Regions from separate parts of the Homo sapiens genome. Here region 2 is linked to region 1. The links are chromatin loops, found by intact Hi-C in ENCODE. Cell type or tissue: IMR-90. All regions are shown on one strand. Region 1 has its middle 220 kb from the start of PPARGC1A. Region 2 has its middle 150 kb from the start of PPARGC1A.

The links. Hi-C counts contacts between places; a loop is a spot of excess contacts. Peaks named below come from ENCODE experiments on the same cell type or tissue, not always from the same donor. Only the 100,000 strongest peaks of a DNase experiment are listed, where the experiment ranks them.
Region 2: it touches region 1 in a loop (4-fold over the local background); 2 of 110 quality-filtered maps call a loop at or near these places.

The regions. Positions count from the first base shown.
Region 1 is chr4:24,102,098-24,110,097 of GRCh38, forward strand. It overlaps a transcript of PPARGC1A not described here. Among named protein-coding and RNA genes, the nearest start is that of PPARGC1A, 220 kb to the left of the region's middle. In IMR-90, a CTCF peak has its summit at 3,280; DNase peaks (open chromatin) are centred at 3,484 and 3,774; H3K4me3 peaks cover 539 bases; H3K27ac peaks cover 3,562 bases.
Region 2 is chr4:24,037,868-24,045,867 of GRCh38, forward strand. It overlaps a transcript of PPARGC1A not described here. Among named protein-coding and RNA genes, the nearest start is that of PPARGC1A, 150 kb to the left of the region's middle. In IMR-90, no CTCF peak of the experiment used is centred here; a DNase peak (open chromatin) is centred at 4,454; H3K27ac peaks cover 1,518 bases.

The DNA.
Region 1 (8,000 bases):
GCTCCAATAATCACCATTCTTGTCACAGTGTCGTTGGAGAAGAGCAGCATGGAGACCCTGTCCCACCTTCAGTGGGTGCCACTAAAACAAGAGTATCATGGTGGTATTTAAAATACAATAGTTTCTAAAATGTTTCACTTCAGTACAGACCACAGGACAGGGAACAATTCATGGTACCCTAAACTATAGATTCCTTTCTTTTTTTTCAGGCTCATTTCCAAATCCAAATATCCATGGATACCTACACAACAGTGATGTCCACACAGACTAATACACAACACTGATGTCCACACAGGCTAATAAACTCTCCTCATCTAGACTTCAGTCACTGATTTGTATGAACAGAGAAATTTGGGGACAAGGGTCCTTCTGATCTAATAGCTCCTGAGGCCCTGTTTCTTCCAGGGTCCCCTTTGGAGGTAGGACAATCCCAGAGCAGCTGACATGTTAAGTCTTTCCGAATTGCATTTAACAGCAAAGAGATGCAAAACTACATCTTCTTTTAGAAGGCTTACGGAGTGGGTGGGGATTGTATTTCTTGGACTTGGGCAGAAAGAGTGCTATCCGGGAACTTTTGATTTCCACCTCATTGGAAGACATCCTCAAATACTTCCAGTTGAGGTTCCATCTTCCTGGCAGGGATTGTGGGCTGCTTTTATTTATAGAGGAACGGCAGGGAGGCAAAGAGTGGGAGGCCTCTTCTCCAGAAGGCAGCCCACATGGAGCACAGATACAACACTTGTAGATACAACTTCCCAGCTAAAGCCGAGGCTGCCATCCCACTGAAAACAACACTGCGAATCAGGAGTGTGAACAGATTTAGAAACCAAATTAAGCCAAGTCTGCCCTGGAGATGGTTGTTAAACCATAGTAAACATATCAAACCAGGGGCTTGAAATCATGCCACCTTGCCAGAAATTGCCCTGGCCTCACTGTTTGTTGCAATGATAAGCTCAGAGGCTCAAAAATGTTGACCAGCTGCAACACCCCATGCGCTTCAATGTTTAAAACAATTCTGCATGATATCACCATCATTCCCATTTTGCAGATGAGGACACCGAAGCATGGAAAAGTAGAATTAAGTTCCAAAACTTTTCATGGCTTTGAAAGGGGGAAGCCTTGGCCGAGTGGGTAGTTCCAGAGCCCTCTCCATTAGCCACACTCTCAACTGCCTTCCCTTCTCAATCAGCTCCTCAACAAAAGACTCAAGGTGGTATCCGCACCTGGCACCAGATTAAAGACTCACTTCAGGGACTTCTGCAACCCATATCCCAGATGCTGATAATATAGAGATCCACCCAAAACGAATGGAAATGTGGAGCCTGAAGGTGTGTAGGATACAGAAAAGCACGAAAGAGCACCCAGGACAGAGAGCAGAGCCCTCCAACACAGAGCCCTCGGGCTCACAGCTGCTGCAAGAAGCACTAGTCTCTCCTTCTGGTCCAATGAGTACTCACAAAGTTGTTTTGCTTTTAAGATGCGCTTAATGCCTTCTTCCAAAAAAAAAAAAAAAAGCCTCGTCAGTATAAAATGAACCGGAATTATAGCTGCCGCTTTGATGCTGTGTGTTATTTTTGGCTGAGTGTCCTGCTCTTCTGGAGGCTGTTGGTAGGGTGCTGAAGCCTACTCTAGTAACACAGGCTGACTGCTGTCCCCAAAGGACCCCGAGGAAAACAAGAGGAACTATCTCGCAGTCTTCAGCAGACAGGGGAGGTTTAACATAAATAAACTCCCACTTAACGTTTTCTCCAAAAAGCATCCATTCATTATCTTTATTTCCAACACAGTATTTATGAATTTCCTTTCAGCCGGGCCCGTCAGGCCAAACGTCACCACTCCGTGGTGAAACATCGTGTGCATTTTCTTTTCCTCCTAGGAAGATTAAGGCCGATGAATAAAAGAAAGGGGGATGTGGCCCCTATATTTAGCTCTCCTCACAACATCATGTCTCACAGGTATTAAAAATAGACTCAAATCACTTGAAGACATTCTGAAAAATCAAAGACAGAATAGCTTTCCAAGAGGAAGTTTTACATGTTTTCTGCTTTCTTCCTAGTTGAGTTCCGCTAGTGAGATGTTTAAGCAGCAAAAGCTCCTTAACAGTAGAGTGGGCGCCCTCTTCGTGGAGGCCAGGCCCGGGTGGCTATAGGGGTTTATCACATACTTTATCTCCTACTCATCCTTCTTGCAGCTTCAGTGCTTTGTGGACTGTATTTTAAGAGAGATCTGTGCAGGTCCTTGGTAAAAAGTGTGAAATAGGCTGTGTGGAAAATTCTCCTCTGTCAACAACCTTTCCCCCACTTGGGCTCTGACACTCCCAAGGTCCCTGTCAGAGAGAAATCAGCTCAGATTCAATTCACTGAACAAATACGTGTTATTTGTGATCTGCCAGGCACAGTGCCAGGCAAAGCAAAGGGAGAAGAGGGAAGCAAAGGATGGACCGTCCTTGTTAGAGTGGTAATTCCACAAGGAAGTAGAGCTTCCAGAGGACTGTGGGCAACACAATTCAGAGAGAGAGCTGACATCTCATTGGAAGCAATCAGAAGGAACATCAAACTGGAGGAAGCATGTGAATCAGACAATAAAGACAAAAGCAGGAATGGGGCTGTTTGTATACCTGTGACGAGATGTGGAAGAAGGTCAACAATTAGCTTGGTGCAACGCCTCTCCCCAAAAATATATGCCCAGTAAACCCTGAGGAAAAAGCCTTTTACAGCTAAAGAAAGGAATCTGCAGATGGAGAAATCACACGGTACTTAAAAATGTAGCCTCTTTCAAATACTGCAGTTCACCAGCTGTGTAACTTTGGGCAATTTACTTCCCTTCCCTGAGCCTCAATTTCATCATCTGGAAAATGGGGATCATACTTCACTGGGCTGATGTGCATATTAAATCACAGTGTGAACATGCAACGCCCATGTATGGCACGTGGTTCAAGGTGAGCACTCAATGAATGGGTGTAACTCACTCATGTGGGAGCTATTTACATTGGAACATGTTTCTAATATGCCTCGAGTCACACACAACACCCATTCTTCTGGCAGAAAGGCTTGATTAACACTAGAGCACAGTGAAGGTAAGATAGTGTGGACTTTGCTTATAGAATTGTGTAATTTTCAGACTTCTTCATGGTTTATCCCACGTTACAGAGGAAGAAAACAGCCACCACCAGTTTCCAATGACCCAAGCAAATACACAACCTTGAAAAAGCAAACCTTCTAATGGGACTTTATTTCAATCCTTGACTTGGCAGCTCATCACACTTTAGGATCACTGGTGAAAAGCTAGGGGGAGGTATTTTCCAACCTAAGGTAAGAGATAAAAGGGCCTGAGGACGTTAAAAGTGAGGGAATGGAAATAGCAGGGGCGAAAATCAATGTTTATGAAATAGTCCAGTGTTTCTCAAATCTTCCTGTTCACACAGATCTTCTGGGTATCTTGTTTCAATGCAGACTCTGATTCAGTATGTCTGGAGTCGTGCCCAGAACTCTGCATTCTCATAAGCTCCTCCATGATGCCTATGTTACTCGTCCATGGACCACCCTTATATAATAAGCGAATGGTGTTTGTGTAGAGCCTAAGAAAGGGTTGAGTGGTGGAACCAGGAAATCCCCAAATAAAGGAAGAGAGGCTTGAAAGAAGAGTGATATCCAAACAAGATGGCAAGAAGACTAGATGATTTGAGGAGCAGCCAAGCCGGAGATGTAAATACAGAGACATGGTGTCCAAGGGGAAGGTTTTCGGAGAAGAGGCCCCAGCTCACGAAGTTCCAGTGCATTACTCACTTTGGCTGTGAGTCACTCACAGCCTTTTAGAATTGTTGACGGCAAACATTTTGGAGAGTGCTGCAATAAAGGAATGTGCTCACAGCCATTAACTATGAAGCACTAACTCATTTCAGCAGCCTGACACAAATTATGCTACGCAGTTGAAAAATAGCTATTGATCAGTCCCTTCTTTCTGGTGCCTTCCAATATCCCAGATCAGCACTTCCATTCGTTTCCCCGCCCCCGGATGCCCTCACACACCTAGTTAGATCCTGCCCAAGCCAAAAAAAGATGCCCGCAGACTTTATTTTCTTCCAGATTTTGCCTTTAATAAAGCAAGCCCAGAAAGAGGCAAACCGAAAGATGCCTCCTTTAAGTTTCTCCATGTATCTGTTTCTTATGAATTTCCCAGTCTTTTTTTCTTCTATACTCATTATAGACACAAAGGCAACAATCAACTGATCTATCATTTCCTGGGCTAGAAGATAAGAAATGAAGAGGGCATGAAAAGGACAGAATATGAAATTAGGTTTTAAAGAATTGAACCTGATTCAGGGGCAGGTCGAATGGCAACACTTTGAGCACCTTCAAGTAGCAACTTGAGCCTCAACAGAAAAAGGAAGCCCAGGGTCTTTCAAGAATCGTCCCTAGTTTCCTTCTTAATCTCAAGAGAAACTAAAGAGGCATGTAGATCTTCTATGGCAGACTGATTACAAAGAAGTCCCCGATTCTCTGTCCCTCCCTGTATCTATTTCCTTTGCCATGTGACTCTGCAATGACTCCCACCATATGAGGTAGTTTAGTTGGTTTCCCCACCCTTTGAATCTCAGCTGCCTTGTCCCTTGCTTTAGCCAATAGACTGTGGCAAAAGTGCCTTGTCCCTTGCTTCGGTCAATAGTCTTAAAGCAAAGCCAAGGGCATCCTTGCTCACATGACCTGCCAGCCCCCAGCTGACCCACCAGCTGGCTCAGATGCAAGAGTGAGCCCAGCTGAGATCAGCAGAGCCTGGCCTAGCAGCAGAACTGCACAGAAAACCCTTAGATCATGAGCAATAATAAATGGTGGTTGCTTCAAGCCATTAAGTTTTAGAGTGCTTTGTGATATAGCATTATTTGGCAAAAAATAACTGATATAGCTTCCTCTGGAAAAGCCATGATAAAAAGGCCAGGTATACAAATACTTCCAACAGGGCATTGGTTTTCCTCTGTTCAAAATTATTAATGAACACAAATACATTGTAATAGCATAATTGCATCATTTATAAACACAAAAACACATTAGGAAATTGGATAATAAAAGCACATTGCTATATTACTTTTCATTTTGCAAATGGTTGAATCTGTTAATTAATATACTGTATTCACTTGTGTAACTTTTTAAAGTTTTCTAGACTTCAAATTGAGTCAATCATTTCTTCTTTTGTGCATTCATTTGTTGAAGATTATAATGAACCGAGTTGTGAGTTGGGTACAATAGTAGCTCTGAAGATGAATAACACATTGATCCCTGATCTCAAATGACTTCCGTCTAGTAGGGTTGACAAAGACACATACTCCAAGACTCTTAATGAATGGCAGTGGGTATGTCAGTTTCTTTCTGTCATCCCTATTATTTTCGATCTGACTCACCTTACCAGGTCCAGATGAAATAGTCTTTTCTCTTTCACATCTTCTTTACTACCAGCCTTATTTTTTCCCCAGCTATAAGTAGACCTTCTCAGCTTCAAAAACACAATTTGGAAGTGTAGAGCATGTTCAGACAATAATCTAGGTCAGTCACAAAATTTAAGGTTAGAAGGAAAGCTTAATACTGGATAGATTATGAAGGGCCTTGAATATCAGTTGTAGTGTGTACAGTTGGTTCTGCAGGCAATAGGGAGCCATGGAGGACTTCTGAGAGAGGGAGTGAAGTAATCAAAGCTATCATTTAGAAGGATGATTGGCTTCAAGCCTTTGCTATAGGATCATGGAAACCCAGGGTGATAGAGTTTCAGAATGGATGAGACTGTCAATTGTAGATGCTGCATAGAGATTAAAGAGGATGAAAAATTTATTAGGTTTGCCAAGTAGATAGCCACTGGTGACACTGGAAGGAAAAAATTCAATAGAAGACAAAAAGGGAAGGAAATAGAGCAGGTGGGATAAGACTGTCCTCTACTTCAAATTTTTCTATGGAGAAGGCAGTTGTGATTGACTGTTTACAAGGAGAATTTGAGGATGCACAGCCTCTGATGGAAGATTAGAGTCAGTCTCTTTCCCATATGCCTAAATTGCCTTGGTTAGCTTAAAAAAGCTAAGAAGTTCTAGTATTTCTCCAAGTGCCTTAGAGGGTGCTCCTGTGAGAGAAGAGAGGGTTGAGGTCTCAAGGGACATATGCTGAGAGTATCCAGACATCTTCCTCCCATTTCAACAAGCTTAATCCCAATTATCTTCCTTATGTACAAGTGTTCCTAGCTGAATTTCACTGGGAAAAACTAGGGTTTCTTCTATTGATTAAAAAATAATTTTATTAATTTTAAAACCATTAGGCCAAATAATTTCCACAATCCACTCTAGTTCTAAGATTAAGTTCTAATAATAAGTATTATTATACTATACTAATTATCTTTCAATACTTAGAATGAGAAGAAAATCAGGAGGTGGGCACCTAACATCTCTTGAGCCTATTATATATAGGTTAGCCAATGTGCTGTATCCTGTCCATCCATGGACCACGCATTGAATTCACAACACAGCTCTCTGCAGGAGGAATCATTATCCTCATTCTGCAGATGAGGAAATTGAGGCCCAGAAAGATCAAATAACTTGTACAAGATCTCAGCGCTGAATCCAGAGCCTGGACTCTTGACCAGTAAGTCACAGCTGTGCACATTTTCATGAACACCCAGTGGAGCCTGGGGTTCATCCATGAGTTCCCAAGGTTCACTGAATTTGAATTTCTGGGAGCACATACAGCAGTAACTTTGGCCAGAAGATGCTGCTAAACTTAGGGGAAAAAAAAGGATGTGTTGAGAGAAAAAGATGGGAAGAGGAAGATTTAAAATACTGGAAAGAATTAGAAAAAAGTACTAGTGAACTTTTGGACCTTGGAAATATTGGTAAAAACAAATCCTAATGTGGGAGCTATAAAAATCACACACACACACACACACACACCACACACACACACACACCACACACACACACACACACACCTGAGACCATAAATGCCATTGCTAGAAAGGATATGTAGGTAACAGAAAAGGCATTTTTTTACCCTAGGCTGAAATTGATTTTCATTTGGAAAATTGAAACTTATTGGTAATAATTAATTATTAAAATATGGCCCCCAGCAGGCCTTGTCTAGTCTGCTTTATTTAAAATTTCACATTTCCCCAACTCCTTATACCCCCTCTACTTTATTTCTCTCCATAGCACTTAACACCATTTCATTATACACACACACACACACACACACACACACACACACACACACACTTTTATTCGTTTGCTTATCACCTCTCTCCATAAGAATGCAACTTCTGTGGATTGGGGGTTGTGGGTGGGAAGGAGGCTTAGCATTATTTTTGTGGTTATTCACTTGGTATCTCTAGCATCTACCATAATATCTGGCTCCTAGGAGGCACTGGATAAATATTTGTTGAACAAATGAATGTGTTACTTCATCATGGTATTTATGGAATAAGCTTTCATATCTATTCATTCCCATCCCAACTTACGGCATCTGAAATGTTAGAGTCTCCATCAATTACAAGTCTATTTAGCATTTATATGGCACTTCATATTTAAAACTCACTGTTCAATTATTGATCCCTACAATCGACCTTGAAAATAGATCCTGAGTAGTAGAGTGTCCCACACCACTTTCCCTTCCTAGGCTTCCCCATGGTTGTAAGCAAAGGGCTAGGAAGGAGGAACAAGTTCAAGGATGAGGGGCAGGGAGGCAAGGCATGTGTTCTTGAAAATGCGTTCCGTGGTCTACCTTTGCTTCCTTAGAAGTGGTGGAGCAGAGCCAAGATCCTGTCCTCCAGCTACTGCAGATGGGCTCAGCATCCCCACAGAGGAGGTGGAGAAGAAAGAAACCCCAGGAGCCTAGAGAGGAAGTGAGGCATGAGGGGAGGAGGAACCCCCAGCAGCCATCCTCCAGCAGGGGTCTCTGACTCTGCCCTATGAGCTCTCCATCTTTTTACAGGTGAAGACCAGACTGTGCTTCCTTCCACGTGACTTATTTGCC
Region 2 (8,000 bases), 64 kb before region 1:
GCTTGCTCATCCCATACCCACCAGAGCTTAGCTTGGTGCCTGATAAAAAGTAGGCACTCAAAAATTTTGTGTTGACCTAAATGTCTAGAATAATCCAGGCTGCTAGTAGTCTAAATGGCAACTCTTTCAAAATCAATGAAGATACCCACTTTCTTCCAGCACAATTAGCCCCACACCATGGCACACAGTTCAGCAAGCACAGAATAGAATGGATTTCAGCCCCCAACTTGCCCTCTCAAACCAACTTCCCTTGTGCAGTAAACAACCTGCCCAAATATAAGTGGATGACCAGGAGAATGTCATGCATGACCTTGTAGAGCAAAATAACATAAAGTGCCTAGGGCTTTGCTTCGCATAACTCTGCGACTCAGGATTGCCTGTAGCCCCTCTACAAAACCAGACCTGGATGTCTCTGTCACTTCCACGTGAGATTACTATAACTCAGAAGGGACTCAACTAACAGAGAGATTGACCTGGGTGCATTAGAGTTTACCTAAGCCTTCCTTTAATGGATAGAATCAGTAGCACCTATCCTCCATAACTTGGGTACCCCTTGAGCCAATGCAATTAACTCAAAGTCTGTAACTGATATTTATATTTCAGGGACCATGTTCTAGAGTAATTACCTCTCCTGAGTCTAACCCTCCAAGGTTATTTGAATCCAGCCTGCAAATTCGAATTCTCTCTTCCAATGTAGAGCAATAACATTCTATATCCAGACCCTGAAACCACTCCTAGTGTTATTCCTCAGGGTGATATTTTCTCCGGGATCCTCAAGGTAGGGGAAGAGTCATTCTATCTGGGTTGCTGGCTTGGATTTTTCCTTTCAGTTCTTTTTTTCACTCCCTCTTCAGTCGTGTTTATGAAGCAAATGGCTATATTCAGCAATGGACCCAGCTCCAGTTTAATTTCTATTTAAACTTTGTAAGTGCATACCAGACACTACACTGAGATGGGCATTCAGAATCCAAATAGAGCAAGTGATATATGGCAGAAGCTAGCAAATCCTCCCTTTTAACTCTGGGGTTGGTATTTCCCCACAGAACACTGGCAGCTTCACCTCACGTCACCACAGAGGTTTACAAGCTAAGAGCCACAGTGAGGTCTTGTCTTACACAATTTAATTACATTCACGAAACAGACAACAGTGCATTTACTGGCCCACCATTAAATATCATCGTAAGTAATTTAAACTCAACTTCACTTGTCCAAATATATGGACAAAATACATTCTGCCATCCCAAAGCTTTAATGTTCCCTCTATAACTGTGAATCATCGACAAATCCCAAGTAATTTATTCGCTTTCCAATTGGAAGCATATCTTAACGGGATAAAAGTCAGAATGTGCAACACTCCTGATAGTAAACTTGTCCACCTGCTATACAACATAAATTAAGAAGCTATACTTTAGTGATTCAATTACACCACCGAGTAATTGAAAACACACAATTGCAAGGAGTTGAGGTTCTTACGAGAAATATAATGTCTGCATTCCAGATTCCCTAGTATTTGATTTATAATTGGAATATTGGCATAATATTCTACATTTGGGAGGAACTGCTCCCTTCTGGATAGTTCTAGAATGTGAATATTTAAGGCTACAAAGAATCTTAGAGCTCATATTGCTTAATCCCTTGCTTTATGTATGAGGAAATGGAGCCCAAAGATCAGTCAGCTTATAAAATGCAAAGGGAGGTCTCAAAAAGAGGCCTCTGATGCCAAGTGAGAACATCTAGGATGATGGTCAAATTCATAATCTCTGGAATTGGACAAAACTCAACCTCAGTGATGCACAAGCTACTTAATCTTTCTATAACCTCATTTCTTCCTCTATTAAAGAAAGATGGTAATTCCTAAAGCAACTTGCCACAAATGGAGAACAACTCCTAGAGTTGCTTATAGAAGTATGTTCTCCAAAATGCTTAGTGTTAAGCATACGTAAGCACTCGATAGAAACGTAGCCACAGCCACTGCTGCCACCACCACCACCACCATCAACATGATCATCATCACCATCATCATCATGTCCAGTGTCATTTCACTGTATCATTTCATAGCTTTCATTTAAATGCTATTGACACTCTCAATATCTAACCAACCATTTGGCCACAACATAGCACTGTCACTGTTCCACAATAGCCAGGATATCTCCACATCCCATCCTGAAGACAGTATACATATACAGTATGCTTCTCCAGTTTGAACAACTGAATTTCTGTCTATTTTGAGGACAACATGATAACCAACCAATAGACATCCAATACTTGATTCATTTCCTGGGCTACACACTGACTAGGTATCTTTGCATTAGGTACGACATCATCAGATCAGTTTTCCTATGCTACCTGTTCCAATCCAGCCACATACACACATCTTCCATCTTAGCCCTGTGACTATTTGTAGACTCTGCATTTTAATGTGCAAATATTTTAAAAAGCACAAATGATTTTTCTCATCACTGACCTCCATTCTGTCTCTTGACAAAGGAAACCATAGCCTCTTTGAAACCCAAAATAAGCAGATGTAATCAAATGCTAATTTAGCAATAAACAGAAAATTGACTTCAAAACATCTCTCTGTCACTCTAATTGATTAACAGTCACATGAAAATTGATAACATGATTTTCAGCAAGAGAGCGTGTGGCACAAGCTCTTTGGTTCTATTGGCTTCGGATATTGACTTCCTTCCAAATAAAGCTTTTTAAGAGTACATTAGTGAGTCCACTAATAAACTTAAAAAGCAGTCTAATTACAATAATGAACTCTGTACAATGAGTTAATGCAACACCGGAGCTTACAGATCTGAGTCTTTCGCTGAAATAAAAACAAACTACAAGTTCTGTTGAATATAGTGCAACCATAGTTTTGTTTCAATAGCAGGGAATAAATTACTATTTTTCCTCCTTGCTTTTCTAACATTTTAGCAAAATGTGCTCATATGCTATCTCCTTTCCTTAAACGTTTTCCCAACATCCATATTAATTATCTTAACATGAAATTCATTTTAAGCTGCTGATTCTCTCATGTTCACCGGGCTCAATTAGAAACCATCCTTTAGAAGTAGAAGACTGAAAACATGCAAATAGAAAAAGCTGCATTAGTCTAGGATGTGACTATTTCTAAACTGCTCAAGTTATTATAGGAGAACTTGGCTACAGTTCATCTTGGCAGTGGGAGAACCGACATTGGGATTATAATGAAACATGCTAGCTAGGTTTCCCTGTGCAGGGAATTCTCTATTTGCTCTTCCAGATCTATGCTTCACCCTTCTCTATTGCCTGTGCCTGGGAGACTGACCTTTAAAGATTGTGTCAATGGGCTTTCTTGCCTTCCACATCTGATTAGGTTGAGATATTGGAAGGCACTAACAATAGAGCCAAGGTCAAGAGGAAAATGAAGTGGGACGTTTTCCCTCCAACTCCTCCCTGCTGGGCACAGTTTAGAAAGGGCTGCATTTCTCCACCAAAGGCTACACTCCTGAAGTATTCCCTCTCTAACAGTGATAGCTTTCCCTCTCTTGAGTTCTGGAACTAGCTCCCTCCGTGGCATCTTCAGGTCCAGGTGGTCCTGGCCTCCCACTGTTGCTAGCCCTAGGGGAGTCATCACCTGCTGATTTCTTTAACCCTTCCCATATCTCGAAAATAGTCTCTTTATTAAACTCTAACCCCATTTGTATGTGCCATCTGCTACCTGCCAGAATCCTACAGATATGTCTACCTTCTATTAACCCAGTGGTTCTTTGCCTGTTGAGGGTTACACACCCCTTTGAAAGCCTAAATGAAAAGAGTATATAGAGATCATTCTCTGCAGAAAATGCACATAGTCACAAACATGAACTTTTTGATACAATGTCAAAGATTCGACACACACCCATGAAGCACATACATGGATCCCAAAGTATGAATCCTACTATGGAAAAGTGATTTTTAAGAAAACAGTTTTTATTTTCAGGAGTGAATTATATGGGTAACAAGTTGTTCTTTAAAGAGTCCTACTTTCAGGTGTCAGATTGTGAGATATGAGGTTATCAGAAGGCATCCCACCAAAAAAAAAAAGAAAGAAAAGAAAGAAATCTCTGAATAATCAACCTAAAAATATGACTGTATATGGAATCTTTAATTTTACTTCTTTCCGTATTTCTCATATTATGTATTTATCACATATACACTCAGAATGTGTTTTCCACCAGTCATGGTTTTACCTCCTTGTAAAGTTTATTATTAATCATTTCAAGTGCCATCTGGACAACTGATAAGTAAATGTCTTCAAAAATCTCTGAAAGAGATTTCTTAAAGTTCTACTGTCTACCAGCCCCGCTCAGCATTCCCATGCCTGATCTCCAAGGATGCCAATATGTATTCAGCTGTTTTTTATTAACACTGGTGGCTTCATAATATTAAAAAATGTATACACCAAGTCACCCCAATAGAAAACAGGCATGGATTGTGATGCAACACAAATTCCACTTCAAATAGTCATCCTCTCTGCCTAAATGCCTTCTCTGTAGTCCAGAATGAGCATCTTTCTATAGATGAAAGAAAGCAAGCAAGCTGAAGTCCAACACTCCAGTGAGCTTGAATCTCTTGAGGTCTCTATCAGTGGCTATTAAAATTTAAAGTGTACTGCATAATCCTTGATTCCTGAAAACACATGCTACTTATATTCCTTAAGCCACTGACAGCTTAAGCTATTCTGTGTGGGAACACAGAGGGGAACAAAGGAGCCAATGCAATAGATACCGGACCACATAAATGTCAACTGAAGACCATGTGAATAAAAACCTTAGGTGATGTCTGCTTTCTCATGTCAGTCATCTTAATGACCCAGTAGTTAAAAGTCACTTTTTAAAATATATACACTTGTTTAAATATCATGATATAGTGTATATAAATGCATATGTGCCCTATGGGTATATAAATTATTCTCTTTTTTAGGCCAAAAAATAAGATTGGTATAAAAGATTCTTAATTTTGAAGAATGCATAGATACATAAACTGCATCATTCACATAGAGTATTAGTAGTGAAGCATCTCTCTTTATTATCTGACATTATTTTCTTTGTTAACAAAGATCTCCTTGATTGTTTTGGTGACTCTCATTAACAGCAGTAATCAGCAATACCAAGAGAGTGCCTCAAAATTTGGTTTTTCTTTCTCATGATGACCTAATCTGTCAGGAAGCTACCAATTTTGTAGGCAGCTATTTGGGATCAGAAAACTGGGGTGCCTTTCCTTCTTCCTTTCCCCACACAGGTCCTCTCCTATGGAATCAGGAGATGACTTTTGTTTAATCTTGAAAGAATAAGTGGGCAGCTAAATTCAGAAGCCCAAAGAAGGGTTCCCTCCTTGCTGTCTCCAGCTCACCTATGTCCCCTATCCCGACGCCATCCAATACACTGCTGCCAAATTAATCTTACTAAAAGCACAGTCCTGATCATCCCCCTTCCAACTCAACTTGTTCAAACTCTTCGAGTGCTCTTCATGCCCTACTGAAAGAAGAAATTGTTTGAACTCTACAGCCTGAGACTCAAAACCCTTATTAGTCTGGCACCGGCTTTACTGTAACTTCATTTTTTCTACTCCGTGTTACTGTGGGTTCCAGGTGAATTACATCCTCATTCCCTGGAGGATCATATTCATTATAAACACCCCTTTTCTCATCTTTTCCCTCTACCAATACAGAATGCCTTTCCTTGGGCAGTTTAAATGTTACCTCATCGATCGCATGTTATGATATCTTTTCTATACCTTTCTACCCACTGCTCTCCAGTCCAACCCCAGTAATTTATCTGGTAATAGTTTATCTATTTGTAAACTATTAGATTCATTTTACCTAGTTGTAAAATGGGGTAAATAATGTTAGGTAACTAAGAGGATTGTATATACAACATACTTAAAACATAGCTATGGTATTTGTGGTAGTTGTTGCTTTTATCTTAAACGGGTTACTATATAGCAAGAAACTTGAAAATTGAATAGAATTTTGTTTATTTTTTTTGTCCTCCACTGCCCCTACCTGCCACAATATAAATAACTTGGAAAGACATGGAGGAAGGACATTTGAAAGAAACCACCTGTCCTCAATTCTGAGGTTAAGAAAGAGCCAGTGGTTTTGGCTTCTGAGTATATCATCCATGTAGATCAATGTGGCCTGGAAATGCCATAAGTGTACGCTGGCTTTCACTTAACAAAGAGCGTCAAATTGGGTCACTACACTACCACTAATTGCATTCTAAGAGATGTCAACCGTAACGCCTAGGCTGAAGCTCCTTCAAGAAGATGGCAGTTGAGTCTAAACAAGAACCCCTGCTGCCTTTACCAAAGGAACTGAGTCTGGCTTTTCCACAGCCTCCTTTTCAGCTTTCCTGAGCATTCACTTACATAAAAAGCAAATGAGACGCCACTTTGTCATCCTGGTCACAGTTTCTCACAAATCCTTCGTCTTTTAAAAGACCTTGAGGGTCCGATTCTAATCTGAGTTGTACCATAATGAGTCTCTTAAAAGAACCGTTCTGATGCCTGCAAGCACAGCAAAAGTATTAGGAAATACAGCATCATTAGTCAAAATCATGGCGGATTCACGGATTCACAGAAGCCTCTGTAGGGTCAGAGCAGCCATTTTGGAAGTGTTTGAGGAAAGAATGCATGCTTCCTAACTACCCACCAGCATTAACGGGTTTCATTCTGCCAAAAGATGGCGTCTTTAATCCCAGGTTTGGCATGAAAAATGTGGGCTTAGGCATATTGAACTGCTCTGCGATATTTCAGACATCATATACATTCAGCTTGCAGAACTTCTGAGCCATAAGAGCACTGGGTGCATCTCAAAATGGCATGTGGTGACAGAGAGTTCCACCAGAGCACAGGGCACCCAGTTAATTGGCAAGGCTGGTCACTGGGAAGCACACTGCACCCTCCAGCAGCTGGCAGGCCACTTAGGCAACACCCAAAGAAACATTTTAAGTGGGCAACAGTCCTTAAACCTCCTTGCACACAGCTCACATGACAACTCAGAAAAACTCCTTATTTGCACTTGTCTTGCACTTCTGGGCGGTGCTCAGAGAGAAAGAAAGGTGAGCCTTTCCACCCAGGCAAGTATTTTAAGCCCTACTGAGCACAGAAGCTCTTGGGGGAACTACCCACAGCCAGCAGGGTCACTGCTTCCTAATTTCCCTGGGTGGTACATGATGACTCAGCAAGAGCCTACATCCTAATTCTTACACAGAAGAGATCATTCTAGCTCCAGGAATGTGTGCAGGTGCCAGAGGCCCTCAATATCACTCACTGCTATGTCAACTGGTGCAAGTTTCTTAATTCATCAAGCCTTTGTTTCTTCTCTACTGTGGAAATGTGATATGAGAATAAGTATAAAATAGTTTTATAATATTGTAATATAAATATATTTTTAAAATCAGTGATTAGTTTAGATGCTGAGCAAAGATACACCACCCTATCTCTGCCAGAACACTTCTTGTGTTTGGTACTGTCACATAAAACACAGAATTAGGTCCCTAGGGGCGCTATTACAAAGTACCGTAAACTGAGTGGCTTAAAGCAACATTTATTCTTTCACAGTTATAGAGGCTAAAAGTCCAAAATCAAGGTGTCAGGGCCATGCTCTCTCTTAAGACTCCAGGGGAGAAATCCTCTATGGCCTCTTCTAGCTTCTGGTGGTTGCCAGGAATCCTTGGTGCGCTACTTGGCTTGTAGATACATCACTTCAATCTCTGCCTCTGTCTTCACATGGACTTCTCCTCCGTGTGTCTGTCTTCAAATTTCTCTCTTCTTATACAGACACCAGTAATTGGATTAGGACCTGCACTAATCCAGTATGACCTTACTCTAATTTGATTAACTATGAAAAGACTAAAAGACTATTTCCAAATAAAGTCACATTCACAGGTACTGAGAGTTAAAGCTTCATCACATAATTCAACCCATAATAAATACATTAGGCCTTTCCTGACCTCACAGTCTAAAATCAATATAACTACCAAAAA